Linked DNA regions of Homo sapiens: region 2 is linked to region 1. The links are chromatin loops, found by intact Hi-C in ENCODE. Cell type or tissue: psoas muscle. All regions are shown on one strand. Links, peaks and the distances in the headings refer to the core of each region. The heading gives the core; the rest is flanking DNA.

Evidence for each region. Hi-C counts contacts between places; a loop is a spot of excess contacts. Peaks named below come from ENCODE experiments on the same cell type or tissue, not always from the same donor. Only the 100,000 strongest peaks of a DNase experiment are listed, where the experiment ranks them.
Region 2: it touches region 1 in a loop (1.9-fold over the local background); 29 of 110 quality-filtered maps call a loop at or near these places.

What each region holds. Positions count from the first base shown.
Region 1 is chr6:36,968,844-36,985,114 of GRCh38, forward strand. MTCH1 (mitochondrial carrier 1) reads right to left here. Exons shown (of 12, transcript NM_001271641.2): 2 at 12,745-12,829; 3 at 9,662-9,768; 4 at 9,235-9,312; 5 at 8,791-8,848; 6 at 8,356-8,407; 7 at 6,815-6,874; 8 at 3,809-3,953; 9 at 1,804-1,851; 10 at 1,563-1,630; 11 at 1,196-1,271; 12 at 1-131. The coding sequence ends at 60. Among named protein-coding and RNA genes, the nearest start is that of MTCH1, 9.2 kb to the right of the region's middle. RefSeq lists an enhancer at 11,885-12,485. In psoas muscle, for the core only: CTCF peaks have their summits at 8,666, 10,643 and 12,273 (motif pointing right); a DNase peak (open chromatin) is centred at 10,668; H3K27ac peaks cover 1,968 bases.
Region 2 is chr6:36,922,049-36,938,319 of GRCh38, forward strand. C6orf89 (chromosome 6 open reading frame 89) reads left to right here. Exons shown (of 9, transcript NM_001286635.2): 9 at 1,299-6,916. The coding sequence ends at 1,393. Among named protein-coding and RNA genes, the nearest start is that of PI16, 25 kb to the right of the region's middle. In psoas muscle, for the core only: no CTCF peak of the experiment used is centred there; DNase peaks (open chromatin) are centred at 5,863, 6,183, 6,693 and 7,313; H3K4me3 peaks cover 932 bases; H3K27ac peaks cover 3,661 bases.

The DNA.
Region 1 (16,271 bases), core at 6,669-14,668:
GGTGGTCAGGCCTCACCCACGGTGGCCAGGTTGAGACCGTGTTTTTTAGATGATTCAGGTTACTCCAGGGCAAAGCATGATCCTGATGACACCCGGCGGAAAAGCAGGCTGGAGCCTCGGAAGAGCTGGCCCTGGACCAGAAGGAAAAGTAAGGTGAGTGAAAGGGAGGCCACGCTTCCTTGTCCCTCCGAGAGGAAGGCCAGTGTCAGGCAAAGAAGGGTCCAGGAGCTCAAAGACCCAGCTCCGGGGTGGACGGCCTCGGCCTACATCCCTGGAGGGCAGAATCTGCCTGTGTTGAAGCAGAAGGGAGCGGTTCATTTCCTGCCCAGGGGTGTCTTTGGGGCTACTCTGTAGGAGAGCCCTAGAGAGGAGGCTCATTGCCCCTCTTGCTTCAGAGCCCAAGTGGTCTAGGACTCTTTCAGTGCTCATAGGGAGGACGAGACACACTCACGCTGACCAGGGCCACTGGGAAGAACTGCGGCTCTCCTCCCTGCTTCCCTCCCATCTGTCCTCTTCTCAGCCTCGAGGCCACTCAGAGTTCTGGCTCCCTCCGGGCCACTGCCCCATTTCACTGCGAGGCAAATCAAGGCCAGGAAAAGGCAAGGTTCTGCCCTCGGCCAAAGCCTGGACCCCTGACTGCTGGGCCCAAGAGCTCCAGCTACGGAGAGGTAGCTTCGGTACAGAACACGAGAACCCAAGGTTGGTACTGCTGCCAGTTCCCCACGTGGCCCAGCCCCACCCACAGGCTCTCCTGGGCCCAGGAATGTCCTGCAGGAGGGAGGAGTCGGTTTCCAATGCCAGCCGCCCTAACAACCCAGGAACTCAGCTCAACTGGTTACAGACCTCGAATTTTCAGCCCATGTTACTTGAAGGAGAAGCAGTTCTTGGGCTTTACCACCTGCCACCTGGGCCAGAGTTCTCTTATCCTTATCCTAAGAGTCTTTAAGACTCAAAGAAGAAAAGGTCTTGTCTGATGTATAATCTTAAAATAAACCCACACTTAGCCACCTCAAATCCTTTCTGAAATTATGTAAGATGAAAACTTAAATGCCTTATAGATACCAAGTATCTCCTCACAATATTGAATTCCATGAAACCACTTATCTTTGCATGCAATGAAGCATCCACAAAACCATTTCAGCTGAAGGATGTAGCAAAGAACAGGAAAGGCCTCCGCCGTCCAGTGCTTGCTCACCTGCACACTCAGGTACTTCCAGCAGTGAATCCAGGATTTGAACACTGGGGAGTAAGGGGGGAGCCCAGCTTGCAGCCTGCCGGAGAAGGAGAGTGTAGATGCAGAGAACAGTGGAAGACAGCCAGCCACGGGAAAGCCACTTCAAGAAGGAATGCCTTCAGGCTACCACCCATCCACACCCTGACCCCTGACACCACAGTTTACCCCAGGGGGTGCTGGGAAATCCCAGCGGAAGCCAGGGTGCCTGGCAGGCCAAGCCTACACACAGAGCAGGTGGGAGGGGGCAGAGTGCTGGAAGGGCTCGGTGGGTCTCCCCCACCCCACAGCCTTGGTAGGTAGAGTGGCAAGTAGAGGGGCGCACACCTACCCGCAGTTGTTCACAGCCATGAGGTCGCCAACTAGCAGGAAGGGGTAGGTCAGCATGCTCACTGCAATCTGAAACCCAGAGAGGCCTGAGTGCCAGTGACCCACCCCGGCCCAGGGAGCAGGGACACACCACGCCAACACCCTGTACCAAGACCTGCCTCCAGCCATTACCAGGGTTGGCCTCCTAGGCCCCGCTTGGGTCCGCAAGGCAGTGGGAAGGAAGGACAGCTGGCACAACTTACCCCCATCACGAACTTGGTATAGCTCCGGATGGCCAGGGCCTGGCTGAACTGAGGAGACAGAAGGGAAGAGTGGTTTGCCACAGGCACCTCAGGATGCAGACTTCAGCAACACATGCCCTCACCCCACCCTCTGTGCTGAGCTCCTCACAAGCACGCTGCACATGCCTTTCCTGTCAGCCCTCACAGTCACTGCCCAGAGAAGGCCTGGGGGGCAGAAACGGGGTAAGTGGACTGAAGGGAGTCCCGAGAAGGAGACCCGGTAAGAGGGATCAGCTGCCGCTGCCTGTGCAACCCACCGGACTGTGAGCCTCAAGGGCTGAGCCCGTGTCTGCCTGATCAACATCCAGGGCTTGGCACGCAGTCAGTGCTAAGACAGACATGCACCCTGAAACCCAAAGACGAATCCTGGCCTGTGGGGTGAGGTGAGGGCAAGTCCAGGCTTATCGCCACCTCCACCTCAGCAAGCTTTTCCCCCTTCAGACCCCAACTCCTCAAATCCTGCTTTGCTGAAGCAAACAGCTCCTAGTGAGGAAAGGTGACTCCCCCACCCTCAGCTTCCTGTGGAGCGGCCATCCCACCAGATCGATGGCCTGGGTTCTTGGTCAGAGATTTGCTCAGATGTCTGCTTGAGTGGCTTTGACAGCCCGGCAGCCTCACCTCGGCCTTTAAGCCACATACAGAAAAGCACTCGAAAAACACTTTAGACAAATCTGTTGACTGCTGTTGTTGCTGATGTAAGCACGGCAGCCTCTGGTCAGACAGCTGCCCACCTAGATGAGAAACCACTTAGCGGTGCACTCCTGGCCACCCTTGCTCTGTATGTGACAGCAGCAGCTTACCCACCCACAAGGCCCCCCGAGAAGGGGCAGAACTGCAGGAATGTACCACTGTGATTGCAGATGGGGTGGGTCTCTATGGAGCCACTTTAATTTGCTTACATCGAAAGGCCAGTGAAGACTCACCTGCCCAGGTCAAGTGGCCAGTCTCCCTGCAAGCAGAGGCTCCCATCTGGGATGGGGCACTCCTCACCACACAGAACAGACATGTACCACACACACACACATGCTGAACATGACCCCCTTCCCACCCAGGTGATTCTGGCAGACACGTCCCCAGGCCCTCCTAGCCTCCTGGGAGGGAAAGCCACTTCAAGAAGGAATGCCATCCTTCTTGAAGGTGATCCCCACTGTGAGAATGTCTGGACACTGCAATTCCCAGCCATCGCTGCTCCCTACCTCTTATCTTGGTTCAGGCAGAACCAGTCAACCCCTCAGGTACCTGGATGGCCTTCCTCAACAAGTGCTGTGTAGAAGGACCAGGCCTTCCTATGCCTGACCCGACCTGCTGAAAGGTCTATGTATACTAGGCTGTGTAGACCACAGCTAACAAAATAGGAGGGTGTATCGGACTGTACACTTCCTAGCAGATCTGAAAAAACTCAGAGGAATGCACCCTTGGCCTGGCCAGGGATCTAATTCCAGCCCTGTCAGTTCCAGCTGAGTGACTCTGGAGAGCCCAGAGCCTCTCCAGAATTTGTGATCTCTGGGTCTCGATTTCTGTATTGGTAAACGAACATTATACCTGCCCTGTTCCCTTCACAACTAGGATGCCGTCAGATCAAAGGCCATAACGTTCACAAAAGGGTTTTAAAAAGCAAAAGACGTGACACAAAGGTCAAGAGGTGATCACTATTAGCTGGTCTATCTTCTGACTTCCTGAGCCCTAGTTGGGTCACTGCCTCGGAGCAGCCTTAGATAAGCTGGGGTCTGTTTCTAAGGCGCCCAGGGACAAGCATTCCATTAATTCCTCCCAGGTCTGGGTACTAATCTGGAATCTCGCCTCTTGAGGCCGTTCTCCCCTTAGACAAAGATGACTCCAGGGATAATGAGAGGTCCTCTCTCACCCTCCCGGCCTGATGCTGAGAATCCCAGAATCCTTGAGTTTGTCCCAGACCCTGGGCATCAGCAGCACACGGAAAGAAGGACAAGTCCTTGTTCCAACCAACCTGGGAACCTGGATTCTGGTCGTTTCCCAGCCCCCCTGGGGTGTCACTCACGCTGTCATCCACCAGGTAGGCATTGATGAAGTGGGCCAGCAGGTTACAGCCCCACAAGAAAACCACATCGCCCAGGAGGTGAGGGATTAATCCACTAAAAAACAAGGTAAGCAGAGATGAGCAGGAGAGGGAGAGGAGCAGTTCCTGGGGGCTCCACACCCAGGAAGCAGGCAGGGATGTTCCGAGCTCAAAATCTTAGCATATCCAATGGCACAGCCTTAGAAAGGAGGCCTGCAGGGTCCAGCAGCTATGCACACTGGGAAGATAGTGCTCCTTTTCCCATGGGGAGGTGTTCTATGCCGCTTTGGATGCCATAAATTAGCTAATAGTCTCAAGCAGTTTTCAAACCACAGAAGCCAGGGATCAAGATGTGAATACTGCCAAATTTGGAATTTCCAAATGCAGATAATAAGAGTGCCGACGTGTTGGTAATTTTCTCCTGGCCTCTTTACCTAACCAACTCTCAGAAGACACACTGCTCAATGCATCTGTTCTCTTTGCCCCTGAAAATATTCTATCAAAAAGATTCTATGCAAGCATTTACAAGGAGGGCTAACTTTTTAAGTGATGGCCTTTAGGATAAACAGCTCTATAAACTGCTAAGGAAGGTTCCCCAAGATGCAGTGCTGAGGGCAAAAGGCCAGTTTGAGGTCAGTGAGTCCCATGTGCCTCTTGTGTTTTTTACAATGTGTTTGCTTGTTTAGGTACAGAGTGCCCTGGGAGGCTCGCCAGGAGAAGGATGGCTGTCTCCTGGGAGGAGAAGCAGAATTTTTGTTTTTGAATTAAAAAAAAAAATCTTATATTTGAAAAACTCAAAAGAATATATGTAATACATCTATGAAGAGTATTAATAAAAGGAACCTCTGTGAATGCAATTTCTAATCTTGTCGTCCCTGCCTGTGCTCAGATTGACTTTGTGCTATACCCTTTGGTGCTTTCTATGCACTGTAACATGTATGAGTATCACCTGTTCCAAAATCACATGGGGAGAAAGAACCCAAAGAGTAGGCATCTGTTGTGCGGGAATCCTATTCAAACACCAGAAGAGAACTACGCAGTGTGAAAAATGCCAGAGGTGGTCATGTGCAGTGTTTCAAGATGGGTGGCTGTTTCTGTAGAGCAGCCATTGGCTGGGGTCCCGGGGCTGCCCCTTTGGCAGGGCACATGGTCCCTGAGGGCCACAGATGCCCTGCACTTTGTCACCTCACATCCAACTTACTTCACCTCTAAAGAAAGCACATACTGAAAAGACTATGTTCAGAAAGAATAAAGCACAGACAGAACCCAGAAGCCAGGCTTGATGAGTTGTTTTTTGACTTGCTGTTTTAAGGTCTAGGCGGTGACATACATGCTGATAGGTATGTCACAAATGTTGGTTTGTTACCAGGTACATGTGCAAATATATGTATGTATAAATACTTACACATACATATATGTGTGTGTGTGAATATAAATCAGAGTTTCTCAACCTTGGCACTATTGACATTTTGGGCTGAATAATTTTTTTTTTCCCCAAGAGACAGGGTCTCACTCTATCACCCAGGCTGGAGTGCAGTGGTGCAATCATAGCTCACTGCAGTCTCCAACTCCTGGGCTCAAGCCATCCTCCCACCTCAGCCTCCCGGGTAGCTAGGACTACAGGTGCATGCCGCCACGGCCAACTAATTTTTAAAAACATTTTTGTAGAGACAGAAGTCTCACTATGTTGCTCAGGCTGGTCTTGAACTCCTGGCCTCAAGTAATCCTCCCGCCTTGGTCTCCTGACAGCTGCAGAAACCACTGAGACTAATCCCAACTAACTGGGATCACAGATGCAAGCAACGACACCTGACTGAATAAGTCTTTGTTGCGGGGCTGTCCTGTGTACTGTAGGATGTTTAGCAGCGTCTCTGGCCTCTACCCACTAGATGCCAGTTGTGACAACCACAAGATGTCTCCGGACACTGCCGATGTTCCCCGGGGAGCAAAATCACCTCCTGCTGAGAACCGTATATATATTTCTATATCATATACACACACATGCACCTACAAGTAGTCACTAATTGGTTAAACAAGGGGCCATAAATAAAAAACATCTCACAAACCGGAAAACCATGATATAAAGACTTCTTATGAATAATATGGAGCCCTGTATCTAGTACAGCGGATACTGTTGTATACCATGTGTCTACCACGTTTGTGACATACTTATCAGCATGTATGTCACTGCCTAGACCTTAAAACGGCAAATCAAAATACAACTCATCAAGCCTGGCTTCTGTCTGCACCTTATTCTTTCTGAACTTAGTCTTTTCAGTATGTGCTTTCTTTAGAGGTGAAGTACACTGGATGTGACGTGACGAAGTACAGGGTGTCTGCGGCCCTCGGAGACCATGTGCCCTGCCAAAGAAGCAGGTCCTGGGTCCTGGCCGATGGATGCTCTACAGAAAGAACCGCTCAGCAGGACAAGATTTTCTGGCTTTTCAAGAGATGCCAGACATGTGGATTTTTGTGCAACATATCTTAAATGTTAACGGCAACAACTAATTTGTCAGAAAAGCAATGTCAAACAGAATCCACTGGCTGTGGTCAGCCTGTGAGCTTCCAGAGCTCCACCCTCAGTCCAAGTCAGATTTTCAGTCATGTTTTAGCAGTGAGGCCAAGGACTATGCAGTGACTTAGCTCATGAAGACCAGCCCCACACCCACCACAACTGGATGAGGCCCAGTGGGGCTGGTCAGTTCATCTCCCCCATGTACTAGACACACAGTTCCACTTTTACATGAGCCATGGCCTGAAAAGGGCTAAGCAGCTTGGACACGCTATGGAGCTCTGGAGAGCTGGCTGCAGCACTCAGGCTAGGGCAGGGCCATGTAGTGAAGTCCCAGGCCAGCAGCTGCGGTCTGAGAGGTTGAGGACACACCTGTTAGCAGAGCCATGCCCGTGGCCAGTTATGGGGTGTATAAACTCACGTACACGAAGAATCCCAGCAGCCCTTCCTCTTTGAAAATCTTCCCAATGGAGCTCAGCACACCACTGTGAAGAAGGCAAGACAGAGATACAGGGTCATGCAGTCACCTACCAGAAGCCCACCCGTTGGTGTGGGGCTGAGCCCACCAGTTCTGCTCAAATCCAGCCAGTCCTGGCAGGGATGGGGAGGACTATTACCATGAAGAACCAAGTAGAAAGGCAAAGAGCGCTTGTTCAGGGTGAGGAGGAGTTTACACAGTTCATGGAGACTGGGGAAGCCCAACCACCCATGGGAGCAGCCCACTAGCAGTCCTCTACTGGTGTTTTCTGGGAGATAGGAGTTTAGGAATGCATCTCCTAACTTGGGCCACTGCTGCAGAGGCGGCAGGCCCTTCTCTTACCCGGCCCTCACACTTATCTCTGGTTAAACAACCCTCTAGCAGAGGAGCCCACAGGCCCGCCCAAGAGTAAGAGTAGGAGGGGGTAGTAAGCAAAGAGAAGTACTTTCCCAGAGGGCAGAGAAAGAATACAGGGCCCTGCAGGAGGAGGCACTGGAACCAGCCTAGGAGAAGACATCTGGCACTCCTCAGCAGGGAGCCGGGGACTCATGCCCTGGCCACTGCACCCTGTTAGAGATGAGAGGACAAGCTGGATGAGAGGACAGGCTGTGGGTTCTTGGGTGTGAAATGCCAAGGAAGCTCAATAACAACCTACTAACAGAGGGAGCCAGTGGAAGGCAAAGCCCTGGGTAGCCCCGGTCCCAGATCATCCCAGCCCTGCCAGGCCCGGCCCCACCACTCAGAACAGTGGTGGCCAGATTATACCCTTCTGGTCCCAACTACCAACCTCATAATCAGTCTAGGGGAATGGGCCAATTTCCCATTAATGACCCCAAAATGAGGCACCATGGCAGCTGAGCTTCCTGGGATGGTGGCCCCGCAGGACAGCTGCAAAAAACACCGACCCCAGGAAATGAGAATCTTAAGAGAGGAAGGGCAACCCAGGTGTGTCCTTCACACATGCCTCCAAGACCCACCTCCGTGTCAACACATATGCCCCTGGCACCTACCCAGGGCTGCACGCAGCAGATCTAGGTGAGGGTCTGGTACACAATGGAAGGGATGAGCCCCAAGCCCATGGGGTGGATGGCTTCTTCATAGGGGATAAAAAGAGCTATCAGCCTATGAGGGCCGGAAAAATCGTTAGAGCATTACTTCGGGAGTCCAAAAGGAGACCCCAGCTCAGTCCTAAGTGGCAGAATCAGCTCTGGGGCCAGAAATCCTAATCCAAGCTGACTACAATCCCACTCACCCCTCTGCAAAGGCATCTAGGCTCATCTAGGGCTGCCCTTGATAAGAGATGACGAAGAGAAAATGACCCTGGACAGACTATTGAAGCCACTGCCACATTCCTCAGAAGCCAGGCAGCAGGCTGAACTCACACAGCACTAGGGCAGAAAAGGTGCAGCAACCAATCCCAGCACGGCCTGCCCTGGCCGACTCTGAAAGGGTAACAGGGCCACTCTGCCAGTCCCAAGAGTTACCCACCTGTACTTGGCCTCCCGTCCCACAAACTGGACCATGCAGCGCATTGAGATGACTGAGGAAAAAAAAGAAAACACACACAGGTGATGTGGTGGGCCACACTTCATAATGCTCCAGCCACCGGGTGCCAGGTGCAGAGTGGCCACTGAACAACGTGGCCTATTCAGAGAGCAGGAGAGGAAGAGGGCCTTTCGGATTCCCTGTTACACCCCATGACCACAGCATGCCATTTCTACTGCCTGGGAAGAGCCCCACCTCCCTTTGGAAAGAATTCCAATCTCTCCTCAGTGAGGTGGGTTCCAGTAGAATACCCCCAACCCCACTACCACTTCCCAACAGGTCTACGGCTGTCTATGTACAGTCCACGAGGGGGCGCCCCTCACCCCACGCCCCCGACGCCAGCTTAGATACAGTCTCGGGGGAAGGGGGGTGGCTTACCATGCAGGGGGTGGGCCAACATGCGGGACACACACTGCATCATCATCTCGTAGGAGGTCTGGAAGAGAGCATGGGGTGGGGACTCGCCACCCTCGGCCTGTCTCTGGAACTGGCCCTCGAGGGGAGCTACAAGTGCTCAGGAGGGAGAAACCTGTCCCAGGGACTGCACATGGGGTCGGTCTGCCAAGGATGGCTCCACCTGTTGCCCACTCCCCAGTCCCCCACCCAGGAGTGCTGTCGGGTCCCAGGCTAGGCCCAACAATGGCTGAGAAGGCTTTCCGGGGTTCCCGGCACATCCAGGCCAGGGCTTCTTCCCTTACCATCCCACCCATGCATACACAAGGACCCAACTCTTCGACTTGTCAATGACCCGCCCAACTTGGGGGTGAGAAATCATCAGGCTCCCCTCCACGCACCTCTCCCTCTCCAACTCTCAACACCCACCTCCTTCACAACTTTCTTCAGGGAAGTCTTCATATCATCCTTGTTGGAAACCTGCTCAATCTCATCTGGAGGGAAAACCTGAAACAGAGAAGGGAAAGAACCAAGTTCAGCTACGCCTCTTCCATGGAACTCTTCGGGGACTTGGGCGGCAGGAACCAGCTCCAAATATTTCCTCTGCAGTGTCTATTGGCTGGGCCCACCTCAGGTAACCTCCAGGTCTGGAGCTTGGGGGGAAAAGAAAGCCACTATCTGGTGTCACAGCTGTGGGAAAGCAGAACTGTGGGGTGGGAGCTCCCCCATGGGGCTGGAGTGAAGCCCCCAATGGTCTGGGAAGGAGGAGGCAAGACCAGGGTAACTGGCTGCTGCAGGGGTGGCTGGGAGTATGAGGAAACCTCGGGCGACTGTTCCTGGCTTTGTGTGGGCTCACCTTCTTCATGCTACCCCGAGTCACAGTAGAGAGGGCGTTGGACATCAGCCGGGGACTCAGGCCTCGGAACAGCCCTATCTTACCATCCACTTGCACGATGTACTTGGCTGTAAGAAAACAGAGGTGGCAGAGGAGTCACACCCAGTTCAGGGGCACCCACTCCTGGGTCACACACACCCAGACCAGGCTCGGCTTGTCCTTCAGGTAACTGCTGACTACAGGCACAGAAGGTAACATCTGTCCAGGACCTGGAAGCAGTCAGGCCCTAACCCCCAAATGTCTTCTAGCCCATTTCTTTTAGTAAAAGCCTCAAAATGTATTTCTGACAAACAAGTTCATATATTTTCTTCCTTCCTTCCCTCCCTCCCTCCTTTTTTTTTTTTTTTTTTTTTTTGCTTTAAAAACTTTACTTGGCAAACTCAGCCATGATTTCTCAACTCAGCAACTTAAATGCTGCAACACAGAAAACAATTCTGTTACTTAAAAATTACATTTTTCTTGAGGAAAAGAAAATAGGAAAAACAGAGAAACTGCCCGCAGGGAATGATGAAGTCTTCAACCTAAAGGAGGGAAAAAGGAAAAGAAAGGGCTCCCAGAAGACAGGCTCAAGAACGCCCCCTGCACATGCCACGGCCAGGGCAGTCTCCACCCTGTCACTGTGCTACACCCAGGATACCACCTGGCACCAGATGGCATTGATTAGTCAAGGGAAAAACAAGTCTATGGAGAAGTAACTAAAACAGGAGCACCAATGAACAATTCCATAGAATAAACTTAAATGTTATGGAAGCTAGACCCTACCTGTGTGAGTTAGTGTTTCTTTCACTAGGGTCTGTCTTTCTAAGGATACGATTCATTGTTTTCTATCAACATTTTAAACATGTTTTAAATGGCAGGGTGGTATTTTTATAAACCTGTGCATCTGGAAGCTAGCAGAACATTCTCTCAGACAGCATGCTCCCCCTGTTAGACCATGACTTTAGCTCTCTGGCACCGCGCAGAGGCAGGAAGAAGCAAATATGCCTTTTGCTCCTCCGCAGATGTCTGCCAGCCCAGCAATTCAATGTCACAGCTAGCATGGGTTTTTCATGAGGCTGAGAACACCTGTTACCTGTATATGTGATTGCCTGAGATGAGGGTGGGCTGGAAGGAGAGGAGGAGGAGGGGAGGGGATGCTGGGTGACTTGGCAAGGAGCCCTCTTCACAGAGTGAACAGGCAAAAGGAAAATTTGCTTTGGGGGAGGGTGGATCCTAGTGAGGAGAGGGAGCCTCAGGACCTCTGTTTGTGATCCTGAGCAAAACATCGACCCTCTTCCATCTGCCCACCTGTAAAAAAAGAAGGAATAAGGACCGTCATTTCTCTCCATTTCTGAGAGAACTGAGGAACAAGTGAGAGCGGAGGGAGGCGTGCTGAAATGCCTGCAGGGGCCTCTGTGGGTCCCAGGGCCTCCCTCATTCTGGGTCTTTCTGCAGTGCCAGGAAACCCTCTGGGAAGTTCTTTCTTCTACACCAGAGAATGTCATGACAGCTGCAGTACTTTCAGCCATGACAAGTAGAGGAGCAGACACTGTCCACACTGTACCAGAGAGCCAAATGGCGGGTCCCCTCTCTGACTCCAGAGTAGGCCTGGTGTCCAGAGATCCCCAACAGACATCTGCTCACACCTAGATTAAAGCTACATTTATATAAACCAGGCTGGGGGCACACCTGAGAACTCTGCTCATCCTCAAAAGAGACAGTTAAGATGGGGGTCAAGTTCCCTCTGCTCTAAGTCCTTTTGGGAATGGCTGTGTCACATGAATAGAGATGATCTGGGCTCTAACCTCGCCTCTCAGAACACAGCACGTGCAACCAGATCCAGAAAAAGCCCCGTGCAGGGCCGCAGCCATCTGCCCCGGCTGCCTTACCTCTCTGTATACTGCCTCACTACACAATGGTGGGGTGCCTTCCTACTTCTGTCATTCCCCTCTCCACTACGCTGACAATTTTTAAGTAAAAAACAACACAAACACATTTCCTCACAAGATGACACATTCCACCTGGCCCTAGACTCTGCACTCAACAACACAGGGACAAAACTGGAAGAGAAATATGACACCCAATTCTGCCAACAGCATGTGAAATGGAAAAGGTAAGACAGAGGCCAAGCCCCAAGTTACTCAACAGAAAGATAGATTCTGGAGAATATTCTAGACAACCAAACAGGTAAGAGCAGAGGTGCAGGAAACTGGAGGGGATTTGCCTGCAATGGAACTCCAGCTGTGAACACGGAGAAAAAGGGCACATTTAAAGAAGGCCTTCATCATGGTCATCTGGTGAGGGTAGGGACTGGGAGAGGGACAGTGAGGGTGAACATGAAAAGGCCCTGGCCAGACGGCACCTGTGGGCCAGGTGATGGGCAGCAGAGGCAGCAAGGTGGGCTTCTTGATGACAGTTGGGGAGCTTGCAGGAAGGCCTGGGCAGGAGAAGCTGACCTTACTTTGCAGACAAGGGGTGCAGCCAGGCCACAGCAGGTAAGTGGCCCACCCAAACTCACGCAGCACACAGAAGTGAAGCTGCAATTCACTGCACACCATTCTGTAACCAACAGATGGAGACACCAGAGTGAGTGAGCACCACTCACTGCCTGAGGAATGCAGGGGAAACAAGACACCCAGGTGGGATAAAAGAAAAAAACTCAAGAGGACCCCCCGGGCCTCCTGCTGGAGTAGCAGGGCCAGGCTGCTCACAGGACAAAAGGAAATCACCCCCACGCATGTTCCAGGCACAACCCGGGGCAGCAGAAATAATAGGGACCAGTGTCCTAGATTGGCTCCTCTCTCAGGCACCTGTGTCTGTCCCCTCCTGCTGTCTGGGCTGGCAGCTGGCAGCTACAGGCAGAGGAGCTGGACCAAAGCTGTATGGTTCACCTGCTCGCACCCCGACACCATGTCCTCTCTGTACACGCTTAGATCCCCTCCTCCATGCCAGCTCGACTGCGTGCCATGCTGCGCAGTGAGTTCCCCGGGGCCAGCTGGTCCTGCTCCCCACCTGAGGCCTCTTTTCTGTTGGTGTGGGCTTTCCTGCTTGGGAGGCACACTCACCGTAGGTGAAGAAGCTCGGCAGATAGAGGACCTTCCTCCCCAGCACATTGGTCCCAAGGGTGGGGGGCATCGGCTCATGACCCACCTTCAGAATTAACAAAGACAAAGGGACGCTCAGAGTCTCGTGGTGATTCAGCCTCACCACCTCTCCTCACACCTCTTGCCCCCTTTGCTTAACTCTTCTCCCACAAATTCTAATGTGGCTCTTGTTCATGTTTTCCCCATCAAAGCATACCAGAAAGCTCGTCAGTGTCTCTAACCATTGGCAGCACGTAAACTCCCAATCAACAGAAATGCCTGGTCCCAGACACTGTCCAACCACAATCCAAGTCACACCCACACCCCAACATTCTTACATTCAAATCCCAAATATTCCCAGTAGAGAAACCTCCATTTGTATGTACTGCAAACCCTACTCCCATCTCAGAACAAATCTCAGTTATTCTCATCTCCAGATGAAAAACTTCATTCCAACCTCAATTCCAAATGTGGCAATAAGAAAATACATCATACCCAAACCTCAGACAGGTCAGCCATTAAGTCATCTATTCCAAAGTGCACCCCAAACTCAAATTTCTTACCAAATCTACTGCAGACACCTCCATGTCTATTCCTCCCATTCCCAGGCTTAGCAAACTGTTACCTCAAATTCCAGCTACTCCTCAAACATATCCTTAGCTGCGTTCTCACCTCAATCACCCTACATCCCTGTGACAAAACGACCCCCTCATTTCTGTAGGGCTATGATAGTTCTTGCTGTACAGATGCTTCTTATATCTGAAATATTTATTTATTTATTTTTTTTTTTGAGATGGAGTTTCACTCTTGTTGCCCAGGATGGAGTGCAATGGCGTGCTCTCAGCTCACCGCAACCTCCACCTCCTCCACCTCCCGGGTTCAAGTGATTCTCCTACCCCAGCCTCCCAAGTAGCTGGGAATACAAGCACCCGCCACCATACCCGGCAAATTTTTTGTATTTTTAGTAGAGACGGGGTTTCTCCATGTTGGTCAGGCTGGTCTCGAACTCCCGACCTCAGGTGATCCACCCGCCTCGGCCTCCCAAAGTGCTGGGATTACAGGCATGAGCCACTGCGCCCAGCCTGAAATATTTATTAAACCCGCGGGTGGGTGAAGGACCATCCATATCCATGTGAGGAGCAGGAAGTCTCTGTCGAGGGGTGAGAGCCCCTGCTGCCAGGGAGGAGGCAAGGTGTCAAGGAGACCAGCACCTAGGTGGGGAGTGAGAAGGCTCCTTCCTCCCTTGGCAAGGGGCCAGGATACCAGCCCTGTGCCCTCTAAGCAGGCCAGCTGGGCCCATGGACCAGAGCGATTCCTCTGACATGTGGGAGAGGATTTGGCCTGCAGCTGTGGGAGGCAGTAGAAGTGGCAAGTTAGAAAGCGCTACCTTGTAAACTGGATTAGGTATGCTTCCAGTGCTTTTTGGGATCAACCCTGTCCCCTTTTGCCTTTATCAAGCAAGTGCTTTTCAAAGTTCAGGCTATCTCCTATGGATCTGATTCTGAGATGCCTAACAGATTAATGATTGTAAATTTAAAAACTCCTCTATGATGGGGACTGTCTTTAAAAGAAAAAAATTTTGACCCAGTGGAGCAAAGGAGGAAAGGGGTGAGTCAGCTGACCCAGGCAGTGAGTACTTCCCTTCTAGACCTTTTCCCTTCTGGGTTAAAAGCTCCAAGGTTGTTCTGAATTAAGTTTTGTCTTGATCTGTGTTCTCTTAAATACAGGTGGTATTCCTTTATTCCTCCACTCCAAATCGCCACAACTGCTCTTTTGCTGTCCTTATCCAGTTTAGTCAACACTATTTGGGAGTCCCACTGACCCCAATTTCATACTTAAATTTGTAACGTTATCCCATATCCCCATGGCTCCCAAATCTGTTGAATCTATTTTCTTAACTTCTATTGGGTTATCATAGGCACACTGGCTGTATCTCACCCCCATTCCTCCTGCCTTCAAGTTTTAATTATTTGTTCCCAAGTCATTAAACCCAATTTCAACCTCAAATCTGTTAACCCAGTCCTAACTACGGCAAATGCTGTGGCCCTATATCAGATACCAGCAGGGACAGTCTGTCATCTTAAAATCTCCGACTCCCAAACCTGACAGCCACATGCACTAATCTAAGGCACTGCATTCTTACGCACCTAATCTAGACAATCCCCAAATCTGTCACTCCACTCCTGACACCCCCACTCCCAGTAATTTGCCTTTCTGCAAGTTATTACTCTGATTCCCAAACTATACCCATTGAAGATCTTACCCTAATATATGTTACACTCAACACCAGCTGGGTTCAAATCAGACAGGCACCTCTGGTCCTTCAACAGGGCTCATCCATCCTTACCTGCCCACCATCTAGTTCTTCTCACGCTTTGGTGTCCTTCATTCCCCCATTCCCTTCCCAAACCACCCTCATTTCAATGTTCTTTCAAACCAGATCTGCCATCATCCAAATGATGAAGCCACTTCTTCATTTCCCTCACACTGAGCCCTTGTGCTCCAGTATCCTTCACTCCACAGACTCTCCCACCTGTGCCCTAAAATCCTAGCCCTCACTCAGTCTCATTCCATCAGTTTCCAGAACCCTCACTTCTCAGGTCCAAAGCACCAATTTATCTCCCAAACTTCAAGTTCAACTGCTGTAAATACAATCTTAACCCTGTAAGACAGCCCTCATTCCCAAATCACAACCAAATGCCAGTCTGGTCTACACCTTCCGCCATCAACAATTTTCAAATCTGTCACAATTAGGGTCTAGTCAGGCACCTTGATGCCCCTGACTGAATCTCCTCATTCCTTGTCATATTCCTGGTCACACCCACAAATCTATTACCATTCCTCGGATCCCAGATTTCAATTACTCTCATTCTCAAGGCCTTCTCATTCCAGTTGTATTTTGCATTCTCTCGGTTCAATTATAAAGATGGTAAAATCTGACACCCACCTGCCTCAACTCAAATCTTGGATGGGTCTCCAATTCAATTTTTACCTTCCTCCCCCCAAGCTTCTTAACTGGAAAATTCTGGCCTAATGACCCCCATCAAAACTGTACCCATCCCAGCCACACCCACCTAATTCTCACACCTCCACACGCCCTTCATTCCAGCTCACTCCTCAAGCAGCACACTTCATCTGTACCGCATTGCTGGCCACCACCAAATCTGCCAAGTGCCTATGCATCCCTCTGTTCCAGAGACATCCCTACCTCGGTCTCAATTTCTGGTAGTCCCTACCTATCCTGCCACCTATGTCTCCACTGTCCCTTCTGCCCAATTTCAATACTCCCGTGCCCCTTCTCCTCATCTGCCCAGATACAAGCACTGTGATTCCTCTCTCTGACCCCAACTATGACTTCCATTTCCTCCTCCAAATGCGTCATCCCCCTTCCCCGCTTAAAGCCTCCTCCTAGCTCCCCTCTCTAGACAAATCGCTGCCACTCCCCTCCCCCAATGCTGGCCCTATCTGTTCCCCTCCCCCCATACGCGTCACCCTGTCCCCTCCTCCTA
Region 2 (16,271 bases), core at 2,671-10,670, 51 kb before region 1:
TTTTAAAGCCATGCGCGATGGCTCACGCCTGTAATCCCAGCACTTGGGGAGGTCAAGGCGGGCAGATCACCTGAGGTCAGGAGTTCGAGACCAGCCTGGCCAAGAGATGATGAAACCCCGTCTCTACTAAAAATAGAAAAAATTAGCCAGGCATGGTGGTGTGCACCTGTAATCCCAGCTACTCGGGAGGCTGAGGCAGGAGAATTGCTTGAACCTGGGAGGTGGAGGTTGCAGTGAGCCGAGATTGCGCCATTGCACTCCAGCTTGGGCAACAAGAGTGAAACTCCGTCTCAAAAAAAAAAAGAAAGAAAAAAAGAATTTTTAAAAGTATTGTAAACTATAGGCACAATGATGTTCAGCATCACTGGGGATTATTGAAAGGTTGAAGTTTTTAGGTTTACCTTCATAGCCCACTCAAATGATAGGTCAGTGTTTCCTAAACGATTCTTCAGATTACTCATGACCCCACAGGTGGGACCAGAAGGCCTTTGAAAAGACCCTTGGCAAGTAGGGTCTCGAGTCAGTCGACTTTGGGAAATGCCTGTCTTGTTGATGCATAGTACATTATTAGTGTATCAAAGATGTTGAAAAGCCTTGGGGAAACCTAGTGTTTCTCAGGCTTACTTGGCCATGGAACCTATTTTCTTTGGAATATCTTACAGGACACTACTGTTTGCCAAACCCAATTTGGGCAATGCTGGTTTAGGTTTAGGTTAATCTGGATGTTCTGTAATGAAACCACATTATAGATAGACACAGGAAAATTGGCTAGTAGGTCTTGTGTCCCCTCGGAATCCATTCTGTCTTCTTGCTGTAAAAGCTGAGACTTGATGCCCAACAGCAGCCTCATCTAGAGCATCCTGCCTTTGTAAGCCTGCTGAATTGTGATTCACAGTTCCCTGGGTGAGGGGTGGTGATAAAGCATTTAAAGAGGACTGATAATAACTAGGAATACTTATGCTAGGAAGTGCCAGAAGACTTTCAGAGCAATTTGTCTTTAAGCCAGGTGTAGTGGCCCACACCTGTAATCTCAGCACTCTGGGAGGCTGAGGCAGGAGAATCACTTGAGCCCAGGAGTTCAAGACCAGCCTGGGCAATATAGTGAGACCCCTATCTCTTAAAAAATAAAAAAGGAAAGAAAAAGAAAAAAAAGGAAACTAAATTAAATAGAAAAAGATTTGTCTTTGACTCTGCAGTGCACCCTGAGGGCCAGCTCTGGCAGACCTGCCTTGCTCGTGCCCACAGGTGTGCCCACCCTCTGACATTTACATGCCTTCCTCTTGCTATTTCCCCTCAAGGCTATGTCGACACCACCCACTGGAAGGTCTACGTTATAGCCAGAGGGGTCCAGCCTTTGGTCATCTGCGATGGAACCGCTTTCTCAGAACTGTAGGAAATAGAACTGTGCACAGGAACAGCTTCCAGAGCCGAAAACCAGGTTGAAAGGGGAAAAATAAAAACAAAAACGATGAAACTGCTTTCTGGGGGTTGGTTACTTAGTTACCTGCCCTTTGCATGCATGTGTGAACCAGCTGTGAGCTGCAAGGCAGTGGCCAGAGCCTCGCCCTCCTGACTCTTCCTGCAGGTGGCTCAGGAAGGATTCAGCCTGGCCACTTGGCTAGGACTCTGCCAGCACCCATCTGAGACTGACCTCTTCCGGGCCTTTGGACACTATGACCTTGATGCTGCCCTTCAGGCAGGAAACAGGGCTGGTGCCTTTCTTCACCTGCATGGCCAGCTTCCTTCCCTGGCAGTGGAGAGGGCAGCCAACAGGTTCTAATGTCAGAGCCATCCTTTACCAGGTGGGCCTGCTTGTCCCTGTCTTGCCTGCCACATCACTCTACTTTTTGGAAGGCCATGGCTGATTAAAGAAGTTCTTGTAGTTTCCCAAGCAAAGTGGAATCTAGAAACAGTGAAAAAAGTTCAGATAACTTTGAATTGCATTCAAGAAGTACACTTCTTTCCCATTGTCCGTGGCTCTTGGAGTCTCCGTGATGCCAGGCTAGAGTCTGATTATATAATAATTCAAAATGGTAACTCCCAAGGTAATGCTTTCTTCCATTTCATCAGGTTCTTTTATCCCCACTGCACCCCCTCCCCTTCTCCCTTGCCTATCTGGATGGCTTCTCAGAAGCTCGGCCCTAGTCCTCCCTGCCTTGGCGGGGCCAGAGCCCACTACTGCTGAGGCAGCACTGCTCTCGTCAGCTGTGTTGCCTTTACCAAGTGTCTTCAGAGGGTTATGAGTTAGAGTAGCTGGCCTGGGGAGAGGGTGCCTCCCTGGGTTTGATCTTTAGGGTCTGACTTTCTGCAGAGAAGATGTTTTACAGATGTGTCAAAGCTGATGTAATGTGGTTGGGGGAGGAAATCCAGACCCAAAGTGTTTGTCAGCTGGGTGTACAACTGCCTATGTGATCCTCTGTCTTAAAATGATTTCTGTCTGTGCTGCGAAACAAAGACAAGGTGAGGTGTTTTTCTTTTTTGTAATAATATAAAGCTGTGTGTTTCTGATTGGATGATTCACTATGTGCATTGTTTTCTCCTAAGTGCTTTTAGTAGGTAGCAATCAAATGGTGTAAATAAGGATGTTCTTTTCCTGTTCCTTTTATTTTTTTCTCTCTTTATTATTCTTTTATTGACACCACTAGATAGCTGGCCACTGGTCATGCCATTGCCAAGATGAAGAAAAAGCAAACTACACTTTGGCCTCTGGTTCTGAATTGCAGAAATCAAAGGATGCAGTAGGTGTCTATGTCAGAATTATGGATCAGAGGCAGACAATGACGAGTGAAGATGGTTGTGAAGCCCTCTTCATTCCTGGAGGAGCCTGCATCTCATCTCTCAGGCCCTCTTTCTCTGTGGGTCTCATGAACAGCAGTGGGGACCATTGAGCACTTGAATGGCCTGTTTGTCTATGGGCTTGCAAAGGACAAGCAGAGTTCACAGAGCTCAGGATAGAAACATCAGAGCCTCCTCCACGGGCTTCAGTGAAACTCCGATGAACTGTACCTGAGGGAATTTTTTCTTAATCAACCCCTTGTGTGGATGAATACAGGAACAACAAAACTTGTGTACGTATGAAAGTCATGTTGTTAAGCAGTTATGATTTAAGAGGTTTTAAGTCAGAGGGATCATCTGGAGGCCGGCTTTGTGCAAGCTTTTACAGCCTTCTGCAGTGTCCTTACCCTGGCTGTACATGGGGAAGGGCTATGTGTAAACAAGTGCTTTAGAGGCCTCTGAGAGTTTTTAAAAATCAGACCCATTAACAAAAGAGAGGGTTTCTTAGGAACAAAGCAACTATTTTGATTACTGAGATCTCTGTTTTGTTTCTGTGAGTTACTCTGTATTCCTTTCCCCATTTCACTCTTGCCCTTCACATCTTAAATGTCCATAAGAAACCCTTGCATGTGTTGGTATTCTGAGGCATCCCGTGGGAAAGTCCCCTAAGTCCCATTTTGTACTTCAACAAAAAATGACTGTAGCAGAAGATAAGTGGAGACTTTTATGGATATACTACTCATTTTACTTAAAATCTACCCAGTTCAGACTTGAATGTAAACTTGTATTAGGGGAAAATTCTCCAAAGAGGGTTTTCTACATACACAGAAGCAGTTCAACTTCTCAAGTTAATTTTGATAAGCAGAATCTACTACTGGCCAGAGCGACAGGAGTGGCTAGGGGTTGCCAGCCAGTCCCTTTCTGATGATCAAGGCCCTGCACAGCAGGATGCCACAGGATGCCCCTGCCATCTAGCTGGAAGCATCAAAAGTCCCTCTGTATGACCCGGTGTGGGAAAGAGGGTTGTCAGGATGAGAAAGTGGGGCTGCAGGGTGACGATAAGACCACCTAACCAACTCCCCACCTCCACCACCACAATAAGAACAAAACTGTAGGGCTCTAAAGAGAGGGGGTGGTTTACAAGTTTATTGAGCATTTACTAGGAAGTGACATGGCGATGACCTCTGTACATGAGTTAGGTTCACTTTCATGTGGCCTCCCACTACAGAGATGCGTATGCCCAGAAGTCAGCTCTCTGAGGAGACAGGCTACTTTGGCCCCAGTTTGAAGCATTCTGTCCAAATGTCCTGAGCTCTCCAGCAGTCAAGTAGTGAATGGATACCATACTTATTATGGTTGATGAAAAAAGGCAGAGCTTATCCTCAATTTTTTTTAGGGAAGAGAAGGAATAAAATAAAAGTGGTTCAAGCTGGGCATGGTGGCTCACACCTGTAATTGCAGCACTTTGGGAGGCTGAGGCAGGCAGATCACTTGAGGTCAGGAGTTCAAGACCAGCCTGGCCAACAGGGTGAAACCCCATCTCTACTAAAAATACAAAAATTACCCAGGCGTGATGGTGGGCGCCTGTAATCCCAGCTACACAGGAAGCTGAGGCAGGAAAATTGCTTGAACCGGGGAGGCGGAGATTGCAGTGAGCCAAGATTGTGCCACTTCATTCCAGCCTGGGCGACAGAGCGAAACTCTGTCAAAGGAAAGGAAAGAAAAGAAAAAAAAAAAGAGAGAGAGAAAAGAAGAGGGGAGGGGAGGGAAAGGGAAGGGAGGGGAGGGGAGGAGAGGAGAGCAGATTGGGGGGGCTCATGTTCTGAGAGAAAGGAATAATAGCATTTGTCTAGTACATTCCAGTTTACAAAGTGCCTGATATACATGATCTCCTTTAATCTTCACCCAATCCTGTAAAGTAGGTGTTAGATCCCCATTTTGCAAGTAAATAAGTGGAGGCTTAGAGCAGTTAACCGCTGGCAGGTAGGTAGCTGGTTCCATAGCACATCATTTTCCTGCGGCATCACGGCATGGTGCCGAAGAAGACAGCTGTGGATGTCGTTGACTCAGATGTGCCTCCGTTGGGGTGGGAGAACCCAGGGATGGGGGTCAGCAAGCCAGGAACTCCGCAGGGTTTGTTTTTAAAACTCTGCTGGACAGAAGTGGAGGAGGAAAGAATCTAACCATATGACTTTTATAAAAATCCTTTCACTTTTCCCCTCCCCATTTGAAAACTCTTTTTAAGAGTGAATGTAGCTGAAACACAACTGTGTCCAGCCATTTTCCTGTCTCCACATTCTTCCAGATGTGTGACAGAGGAGGGACTCTGCTCAATTCCAGTTGTGGGTCCCCTTGGAGTTTACATCACTTGTTTTTCAATTCTTGGTTTTCTGTTCCCTTCTACCAAAACCCAGCATAGGACTCAGTGTACACTTACTTTAAAACAAAAACTCACATTTCTTAGCTGCAGGTGATGGCCTCAGTCATTTTAATACAGCCTGGAATGAGTTTGCTTATTACCCAGTCACTTTCGTAGTGAATGTTCAAACCCCAAAGCAAATGTTTGCATCTCCTTGTCCATAAAGGAGAAAGCCAGGTTATAGGAGAAAGAGAGAGAAAGGCGCATGTCTGTTTGCACAGAGAGAGGCAATTTTGTCTACCTTTCGAGAATCAGTTATAAACAGAAGGGCCTCTTAGGATTTTGAGCTCTCCTGACAATGAAGGAAAAGCTCTCTTGAGTATACAAGTTCCACACTCATTACCTTTCAGTGGTGACCCATCACCCACTACAATTTGTTGAAGGAAGGGAGTGTCAGAGATATGCTTTAAAGTTGTACTTTAGGCTGAAATTCTCTCTGTATTTGGACCTGCAGATGTTGTGTACAGAACCGATGCATGGCAGGGTCAGGAAGCTAGGAGAGTGAAGGCGCTTGTGGAGACAGCTCTGTAGCAAATGAAACACGGAAGCCTCCGGGAATGTGTTTGTGTCACCAGCAGCAGGCATTTCCCTGTCCTCCCCACCCCCAGTCTCCACATCCCCAGCAGCCTCTTCCAGAAGCATGTCAGGGAGACGGACAGGTGCTCTCCTTCTCGTGCACCACATCCAAGTCCACCCACCGTGGACGCAGTGTGACTAAATGCTGGCCTTGAAGAGAAACCCTCAGCCAGCTTGTCTGTTGTCCAGGTCCCTCAGTGTCTCTGGTTTCCCTGCCCTGCATAATTTAAGCATTAGTGCCAAATACATCTGTCATATTCCTCTCCCTGGAGACTGCGAAATGTCCAGACTTTTTCAGACTAGTGGAGGGAAGGAATGTTACATAACTAAGTGGAGGCCTGGAACTGTCAGGATTTGACAGGGCTGGACCAGAGACCCTTCCGCCTCTGCCTAGTGTGTCTGTCAGGCAGGCAGCAGCCATCAATCCAAGAATGAGCCATGGCGGCAAGCACTGTGTGGAGAAAGGAACCCAGCCGAGGTCTGAGTTTCAGACAGAAACTGGGGAGTTGGGACATCTTCTCTGTGCCAGGCTTCATTGACACCATCGCTCCCCACAGCAGCTCCTTGGGGCAGGGGGCTCACCTGTGCAGCCACCCTTACTCACAGTAGCATCCCATTCTTCACACTGCAACCCCCCAGCACTGTGGACCCTTCCAGGGAGGTGACAGGAGCCAGCAGACACATGACATTCCCAGAAAGCCCCATCTTATCCAGACAGGCTTCCCTCCATACTTCTTTCCACAGTTTTACCCTCAGAAAAATGTTGGCTGCAGTCTTCCCTTCCTTCACCTCCACCCTGGGGAAGGGTCAGTAACCAATGCCGAGGGTCGGGGAAGGAGGAGTCACAGGCAAGACAGGGACTCAGCGCAGTGCTCCCGCCATCATCGGGGACAGGTGCCAGGGTCAGCTGCAGCTCTCCTTCCGGGAGCAGGGTGTGGTGGCCCTGGATGGTCCCAGGGAGCAGAGGGAGGCAGGCAGCTGTCACAGCCACAGCGGCTCTGAATGGCTTGAGCTTTTAGTATGTGTTCAAGTGCAGGATACTACAAACTGGTAAAGACTTCCACCATGTGAAGAATGTATGTAAATTAAAGTTTATTGTAATGAAGGTTTTTACTTTTTGCAATTAAAAGTGTTGGTTGATAAGAACTTTCCTCTTGTTGGTGTCATTCTTTAATTTCCAGTTTTCTCTTGTTTCCCCTTCTCCCATGACATGAGAGACTTCTAGCCATATCTCGCTCATGAGGCCGGCCTGTGGGGCTCCTCTGTGCCCGCCTGGCTTTGGTCTCTACCATTTGCACCCAGCACTGTCCTTGCATTCACAGCCTCCACTTTCTCCGCACCCCAGACGTTACCCACAGCGGCTTCTCATCTGCTATTCCCATGAATTCTCAAATCTCAGTCCCCCTGTTAATACCCTCCCCTGTCTGTGCACTTCACCCAGAATGCAGGTGAGCCCCTGGACGCCTTTTTTTTTCTCACCAGCTTGCTGCACACAGCCCAGATGCCCTCCCAGTGATGCCTCACCCACGGCGTCCTTGGTTCTCGCAGGACGGCCAGGCATGTGTGCGGGACTCCAGGCCCCTTGCTGGCTCACCCCAGCTGCCCCCAGATGACAGGCTGCTCTCAGCACTTAGTTAACTCGGTGGATTTCAGTCAGACATTTTTGTGTGTGTTCATTTTTTAGCCATTATATATATATATACTTTCATATAAATGCATAAATATGACCATTTTTTATATGCTGTTAAGTGTCCTCCTGTTTAATTTTTCTCTGTTACTTGCTGCCCCTTCCTCTTCCCCATGTTACCCCACCCCTTTTCCTAGTCAGGTAACTGTGATATATACACAGCCATACTCTGCCGTGTATTTTTCCATAATTTCCTCCATGCTCTCTAATCATAAACAAGGTTTTGTTACTGCTTTACCGAAAATGGGATCATATTACAGGCCCTTTCTTTGTCCTGCTTTTCTTACTCAACTCCTCACAGAGTTCTCTTCAGGTCAGCTGGTAGGGCTCCAGTCCCTTCTTCTTGATGGTTAATACTCCGTGGCGTGGGTGTGCTGTCATTTATTCTGCTGTTGTCTTATTGATGGTAAGTCACATCCTGTTAAATGATTAGTCGGGCTATAAGTCAAGAAGTCTGGAGTCCACTTTAAAATACTTGTTTTTACAAAATGTCCATTCTTGTTTGTTCCAACCCTAATATATTTTATTCAGGAATAAGATATATTATTCCTTTCCACAATTCTGTTCATTTACCTGCTTGAAAACTGGAATTCAGCCCTCCCCAAAAACGGGGCGGGGGGTAAGGGCTTGATTCCCTGTTAAAACATGATGAGATAGCCTGTTTTCAGTCCCCTTCTTTCTCCACCCCACTATAGCATTTGATACTGACTTGTGGAGAACCCGTCCCTCCCTCCCTTGGCCTCTGTGGTACTCACTACCCCTTCCTGGACCTCTTCTTCCTACTCTGTCTCCTTTGTAGGATCGTCCTCTTCTGCCTGTCTCTGAAATTTTGGTCTCTCCTATGGTTCTGCCTGCAGTTTCTCCCTGGGATATCTCAACTCCATGCTTCACCCTCCAGCCATGGGCAGATCACCTCCAGTCTATGCTCAGCCCACACCTCTCACTTGAGCAGTAGCCCTGTGCATCCACGTGATGGGAGGTCATCTCTGCCAACTCCAAAGCACCTCTACATCACCATGTCCAAAAAGTCTATGGCAGCCGCAAGGGGTTCCTCTCCTTTTTCTTAGCCTCTACTTCTGACCAGGACCAAGCTCAGGACAATCCTGCCTCCTTATCACATATCGAGCTCCACTGCTGCTGTCTCTGTCTAAGAGCTTGCTTCACTCTTAGACTCTGCCAGTAATTACCTCACTGGTTTCTCGCCGCACATTCCCCATCCCAATTCACCATCCATGTAGCTGCCCTGATGTCTGGTCACCTCCCTTCCTTGCTCCTCAGTGACTCTCCATTGCCCACAGGAGAAGTCCTGGCCACCACTCCAGCCTCATCTCCTTTGCTTCCCCTTCTCATCTCCTGTGCCCCTCCTCTACTGGACCATCCTAATTCCTGGAAACGTCCAGGCTGGGGTTTTTGTTGTTTGTTAATTTTTGGAGCAGTTCTAGGTTCACAGCAAAATTGAATGGAAAGTACGGCGAGTTCCCATATATCCCCTGTTCCCGCATGTGCACAGCCTCCCCCACTATCAGCATCCCTACCAGAGTGGTGCATTTGTTACAGTCAATGAACCTACGTTGACAGGTCATTATCGCCTGAAGTCTATAGTTTATATTAGGTTCACTTCACTGTTGGTGTTTTACATCCTATATGGGTTTGGACAAATGTATGTTGTCCTGTGTTATATGTCTGCCATTATAGTATCATACAGAGTAGTTTCACTGCCCTAAAAATCCTCTATGCTCTATCTGATCATCCCTCTCTCCCCACTAACCCCTGGCAACCACAGATCTTTTACTGTCTCCATAGTTTTGCCTTTTCCAGAATGTTCAAATAGTTGGAATCATACAGCCTGTAGCCTTTTTAGACTGGCTTCTTCCACTTAGTAATAGGCACATAAGTTTCCTCAACATCTTTTCATGGCTCAATAGTTCATTTCTTTTTAGTGCCAAATAATAGTCCATGGTCTGGATATACCAGAATTTATGTATCCATCTACTGAAGGACATATTGTTTGCTTCCCAAGTTTTGGCAATTGTAAATAAAGCTACTAAAACCATTCATGCGCAGGTTTTTGTGTGGACAGAAGTTTTCAGTTCATATAACTAAATACAAAGGAGTACAATAATTGGATCATATGGTAAGAGTATGTTTAGCTTTTTTTTTTTTTTTTTTTTTTTTTTTTTTGAGATGGAATCTTGCTCTGCCACCCAGGCTGGAGTGCAGTGGTGCAATCTCAGTTCACTGCAAGCTCCACCTCCTGGGTTCACACCATTCTCCTGCCTCAGCCTTCTGAGTAGCTGGGACTACAGGCACCCGCCACCACGCCCGGCTCATTTTTTGTATTTTCAGTAGAGACGGGGTTTCACCGTGTTAGCCAGGATGGTCTCGCTCTCCTGACCTCATGATCTGCCCGCCTCGGCCTCCCAAAGTGCTGGGATTACAGGTGTGAGCCACCGCACCCGGCCTAAGTATGTTTAGCTTTTTATGAAACCATTGAATTGTCTTCCATAGTGGCTGTACCATTTTACAGTCCTACCAGCAATGAGAGTTCCTGTTGCTCCACAGCCTCACCAGCATGTGTCAGTGTTTTGGATTTGGGCCATTCTAATAGGTTTGTAACACCTTACTGCTTTAATTTGCAATTCCCTAATGACATACGATGTTGAACATGTTTTCTTATTTACCATCTATATATCATTTTTGGTGAGGATTCCAGATCTTTTGCTCATTTTTTTTTTATTATAGTCTGGTTGGTTGTTTTCTTACTATTGAGTTTTAAGAGTTCTGTGGCTTGTCTTCTCATTTCTTGACATTGTCTTTTCCAGAGCAGAAGTTTTTAATTTCAGCAAAGTCCAGCTTATCATTGGTTTCTTCATGGATGATGCCTTTGGTGTTGTATCTAAAAGGTCACCTCTATAACCAAGGTCATCTAGGGCCTTCTCCTGTGTTAACTTCTAAGAGTTTTATACTTTTACATTTTATACTCACATTTAGATTCATTCTGAGCGAATTTTTATGGAAGGTATAAGGTCTATGTCTAGATTCATTTTTTGCATGTTAATGTCCAGTTGTTCTAGCATATTGCCTTTGCTCCTCTGTCAAAAATCAACACTTTGGCTGGGTGCGGTGGCTCACACCTGTAACCCCAGCACTTTGGGAGGCCAAGGCGGGCAGATCACGAAGTCAGGAGTTTGAGACCAGCCTGGCCAACATGGTGAAACCCCATCTCTACTAAAAATACAAAAATTAGCTGGGCATGGTGGCGGGCACCTGGAATCCCAGCTACCCGGGAGGCTGCAGCAGGAGAGGCATTTGAACTTGGGAGGTGGAGGTTGCAGTGAGCTGAGATCGAGCCATTGCACTCCAGCCTGGGCAACATGGCGAGACTCCATCTCAAAAAACAAAAAAAAAAAATCAGTATCTTTATGTGGATCTGTTTCTAGGCTCTCTCTCTCGTGGTCTTTTGATATATTTGTCTGTTCTTTTGCTGATAGGACGCTGTCTCGATCACTATAGCTTTATAGTAAATATTGAAGTCAGAGTGGTGTCAGTCTTCTACCTTGTTCTTCTTCAGTATTAAGTTGGATATTCTGAGTCTTTTGCTTCTTCATTTAAACATTAGAATCCGTTTATTGATATCCACAAAATAGCTTGTGTTTGATTTTGATTGGGATTGCATTGAATCCATAGATCAAATTGCATCCAGGCGGTTTTAATTAGAAGTTATAATTCCTAGCCCATGATGTTTTTGAAATTCAGTATGAATTTTTGCTTAGTTTGAATTCCATCTTATTACTGCACATTCCTGTGACATGACACATGTCCTTTAGGCTTTCTTACTAAATCAAACTGACAAGCCTCTAGACACCATGCTGAAGACAGACATTTCACCAATCTTATTTTTTCAGAATAATGACTCTATTATTTTTTTTAAAATAATACATTCTTATTATAAAGAACTGAAGACAGTTTGGGTGATCTTATGGAAACCTCCACTCAGTGCCAGGTGCGGTAGCTTACAGCTGTAATCCCAGTGCTTTGGGAGGCCAAGGGGAGAGACCGAGAGTTTGAGACCTACCTGGGCAACATAGTAAGACCCTGTCTGTACAAAAAAAAAAAAAAAAAAAAAGAAAAATTTAATTAGCTGGGTGTGGTGACGCACACCTGTAGTCCCAGCCTCAGCCTCATCGCTTGAACCCAGGAGGTTGAGACTGCAGTGAGCCATGATTGCAACACTGCACTCCAGCCCAGGCAACAGAGCGAGACCTTGTCTCTTAAAAACAAAAAACCAAAAACCACCCAGAGATAACTACTAACATTAGGTGAACAGCATTCTAGGTATGTCTAAGGTATTTCTAGGTAGAATGCTAAATAGAAATGCTTATATTAAAATGCTATTTTAAAAAGAAAAGTTCTGAATCTAATTTTATGTGAATCTAACAGGAGAAAAAGAAACTGAAGTAGATGTTTCTTCCCCACAAAAATTAGTAGTTCCCAAAAGATCTCCCTGAAGTTAATATTATGAGAAACATTAAGAAACTAGAATTGTTCTTAATAAGGTTTCCTTTTTAGATGGCATAATCCAAGGCTCTAAAGATAAGGAAATAGCTTGCTCTTTCTCCTCAATTTGTTTATTCCTATATTGATTTTGTTTTTAAAGTCTATGCATTTCCTTCTGCTCTGAAACCTTAATTCTCACCACAGTCTTTTTTTCTTTCTTTTTGAAACAAAGTCTCACTATGTTGTTCTCACCAGCCTCAAAGAATCCTCCAGCCTTAGTTTCTCAAGTAGCTGGGACTTCATTTTATTTTATTTTTATTTATTTTTTTGAGGTAGAATCTCACTTTGTCACCTAGGCTGGAGTGCAATGGCACAATCTCAGCTCACTGCAGCTCTGCCTCCCGGGTTTGAGCGATTCTCCTGCCTCAGTCTCCTGAGTAGCTGGGATTACAGGCAAACACCATCGCACCTGGCTAATTTTTGTATTTTTAGTAGAGACGGGGTTTCACCCTGTTGGCCAGGCTGGTCTTGAACTCCTGAGCTCAGGTGATCTGCCCACCTCAGCCTCCCAAAGTGCTGGGATTACAGATGTGAGCCACCCCGCCCGGCCTTCATTTTATATTTAAACTGATTTTGTGGCTCACCACCAGTATTTTTGCCATTGCTTCTTCATTTCTGAGTTGTTATTTTTAAACTCTTGATTGAAGTCCAGCCACAGTGGCTCATGCCTGTAATCCCAGCACTTTGGGAGGTCTGGGCGGGCAGATCATTTAAGTTCAGGAGTTCGAGACCAACCTGGCCAACATGGCAAAACCCCATCTCTATAAAAAATACAAAAATTAGCTGGGCGTGGAGGCAGGCGCCTGTAATCCCAGCTATTTGGGAGACTGAGGCAGGAGAATAGCTTGAACCCAGGAGGCGGAGGTTGCAAAGAGCAGAGATCACACCACTGCACTCCAGCCTGGGCAACAGAGCGAGATTCCGTCTCAATAAACAAACAAACAAACAAACAAACTCTTGATTGGCTGAATTGCACCGTTAGGAATGACTCAGGAATGGCTCATGAGTTCTGTATTTTCTGCGTTAGGGAATGTTTCTGTGGTCTTTATAGTTGTGCACACCTTGGCTGAATAAAATATTCTTGCATCACACCTTCTTTTGCTCAGAATTTGGATATATTTCTCCATTGTCATCTGGTGTTGACTGTTGGTAGGGACAACACTGAGGCCAGCCGAAGAGTCCCATCTAAGAGGATACCCTCTAACGAGATATTCCCTTGGCTTTTTCTTTCTTTTTTTTCTTTCTTTTCTTCCTTTCTCTTTCTCTTTTTAAATCTATATGTCTGAATAGTTCTTTCTTGTTCTTTATCAGTTTTTCCTGGAACAAAGTGTGCTTTTTAGAGGTGCAATTCTATTCTTCATTCTAGGGAAGATGTCTTGTATTTTCTTGATGAATACTTTTTCTTTTTCATGTGTTAGGTTTTCTGTTTTAAATTCTATTTTTATTCTTTTTTTCATTGTCTTGATATTTTTTATACCTTTCATAGCTATCTCTCTTTTTAATGCATGTCTCTTTTCTCTTCATTCACCATGATTATCTCAGGCCTTTCCTTGATATCAGATTGATTTTTAGCCATATCTGTTCATTTTCTTGCTATTTCTCATGTATGAGTTTTGAAGAAGTGCCGTCAGTTTCTTTCCTTGTTATTTCATCTGTTTCAGCTTTGAGTGCCTACTTTCTTGAATTCATGTTTTTTTTACATTTTTCTATAGCTGAGACTACTACTGGGAATTTTTTTTCCTGTTCCTTGGATTACATTTTCTTCTGGACTTGGCTCTCATCAATCACATGCATGTTCCTTCCTTTCACTGTTTTCCTTTCATATGTTTGTGTATCTGCCATGTCATTTCTTTTATATGTTTTGTACTTCTGCCTCTGGCCAGACGTTTTGTTTGCTTCTGTAAAATATGAGTACATTATTAATTCCAAAAGTATCTGTAGCCACTACTTAGATTTAACAAATGTTAACATTTTACTGTATTTTAAAAGCATTGCTTCATGCAACCCATTTAGTACTTGCCATGAAACGCCCCCATCTTTACTCTGTTGTAACTGAGGTATCTCCTCAACAGGTAAACAACTGAAACTGTACTTCCCTTCCTGACCTCCAGTTGACTTTCCCTTTCTTCACTCTGTGCTAATCAGGAGCTAAGATTTTCTTAACCACCTACCATTTTCTATCTTCACTTTTTTTTTTTTAATCCTTATTTTTCACCCCCACTAAGGAAAATTACTGAGAACCAAGTTAGCAAAAACCTAGCAAATGGGCTGGGCTTGGTGGCTCATGCCTGTAATCCCAGCACTTTGGGAGGCTGAGGTGGGTGGATCACCTGAGGTTGGGAGTTCAAGACCAGCCTGACTAACATGGAGAAACCCCATCTCTACTAAAAATACAAAAGTAGCCGGGTGTGGTGGAGCATGCCTGTAATCCCAGCTACTCGGGAGGCTGAGGCAGGAGAATTGTGTGAACCCGGGAGGTGGAGGTTGTGAAGAGCCGAGATCGCTCCATTGCACTCCAGCGTGGGTAACGAGCGAAACTCCATCTCAAAAAAAAACAAAAAAAAACAAAAAAAAAAACCTAGCAAATATAAGAAACACAGCACTAATCTAAAAACCAACTTGATAACCCCTTCCTTTTCAGCCACTCAGGCACATACCCAGACACAGAGCCACTTGCTCTTCAGGAGCCCACCCACCAACGTGGAGGCCTGGGGACTTGGGAACCCGAAGCCTCATTACAAATCCCAGCTCTGGCATACCAGGAGAGTGACTTTGGAGGGTTCTGCCAATCCCTCTGCTCCTTGGTTTCCTCACCCCTAAATCAATGCAGCAAATAAATGCCATCTTCAAGGGGTCAGCGTAAAGATACGTGAGACGGTGTGGACGAAGTGCCCAGCTCTGTCCCAGCACAGAGCAGATACTTGACGCTGGGCTGCTGTCCCCTTTCCCTCTTATCATCAGCCTCCATCCCCCAGTGTTTGCTTCTGCCCTCCTCTGTGGACAGCCCTCCTCCAAGCCACCAATGGCAGAGCTGGACTAGACCCAGAAGATTCTCTGACCACCCCCTTCTTCCTTATGAATAGGGAAGAAGCTGAGGCCCATAGCTGGTGGCTGAATGAGGAGAACTCACCCAGTTTTCTCTTCAGTGTGTGGAAACACCATCCGCGTCTGCTGCCTGACCCCCTCATAGTCCTCTCCTTACCCCATTCCATCCTGAACCCTCTGTAAAAATCACCCAGAGGATATCCACACAGCCCCAAGCTTAACCCTTATCCTCTTTGCTGACAACTCCCAGCATTCAATGCTTTTCTTCACCTGTTTGGCCTAGGTTTGAGGGATGAGGACACAGCTCATTCATTTGGTTGCACCCATGCCTAGTTCCTTCTAGAGGCTGGGCCCTGAGGTGCTCTCTGGAGGTGCTCTGTTTCCCTCCTGCCATCTGGTTCCCTCAGGCAGCTCACAGGAGTGGAGGCAGCCACATTCTCCTTCCACTAACACAGATCCCTTTTTGGCTGAGGACAAAACTGAGGCTGTACAGCCCTAACTGCATGCTCAGGAGGCCTCGGAGAGAACTGTCCTGGCCCAGAAGATACTGCTCAGCTCCCAGCCACCCCACACCCTCTGTGCCTGCCAGTCTCCAGGCATCCCAAGTCCAGAGCAGAGCAAAGCATCAAGGGCTGTGCGTGATGGGCTTTTGTCCAGATGTCCAACTTTGGGCCAGAAAGGAAGATGGTCCCGGCCCCCTAAGGTTTTATAATCTTGTTGAGACACAGGGGCAAGTGTAAGGTGCATTGTAAGAGCTACATATTGGGAAGTAAGATGCTAAGAATTAAACCAAAAAATGATACAAAATGATTCCGAACAGAGATATAGAAAGTCACCTTAAGAAATGATTCCAAGATTCAGTGGTCAGAATGGAGCTACAGCACAGAGGAATGTTAAAGACAGTGCCCATCAGAAGACGGGGACGGTGGCCACCAATGGAAGCCCAGAAAGGGGAAACCTCATGGGCAGAGGCTGGCAGTGGCCATCTGATTGGGAGACAGTACCCCGGGGTGGTTGGCTTCAGTGTCCTGGCCCTGGCCAGGCCTACTCTTGTTGGACGGATGGTGCCACAGGCAGCGATGCCTCAGATTCTATAGCAAGCCTCAGATTCAACAAGCCTCAGATTCTATAGCAAGCAGAACTTTCCTCTGCCTTCCTGCTCACCAGGCAACCTTCTAATAAGTTGGTATCTTGTCTGTTTGGGCTGCTATA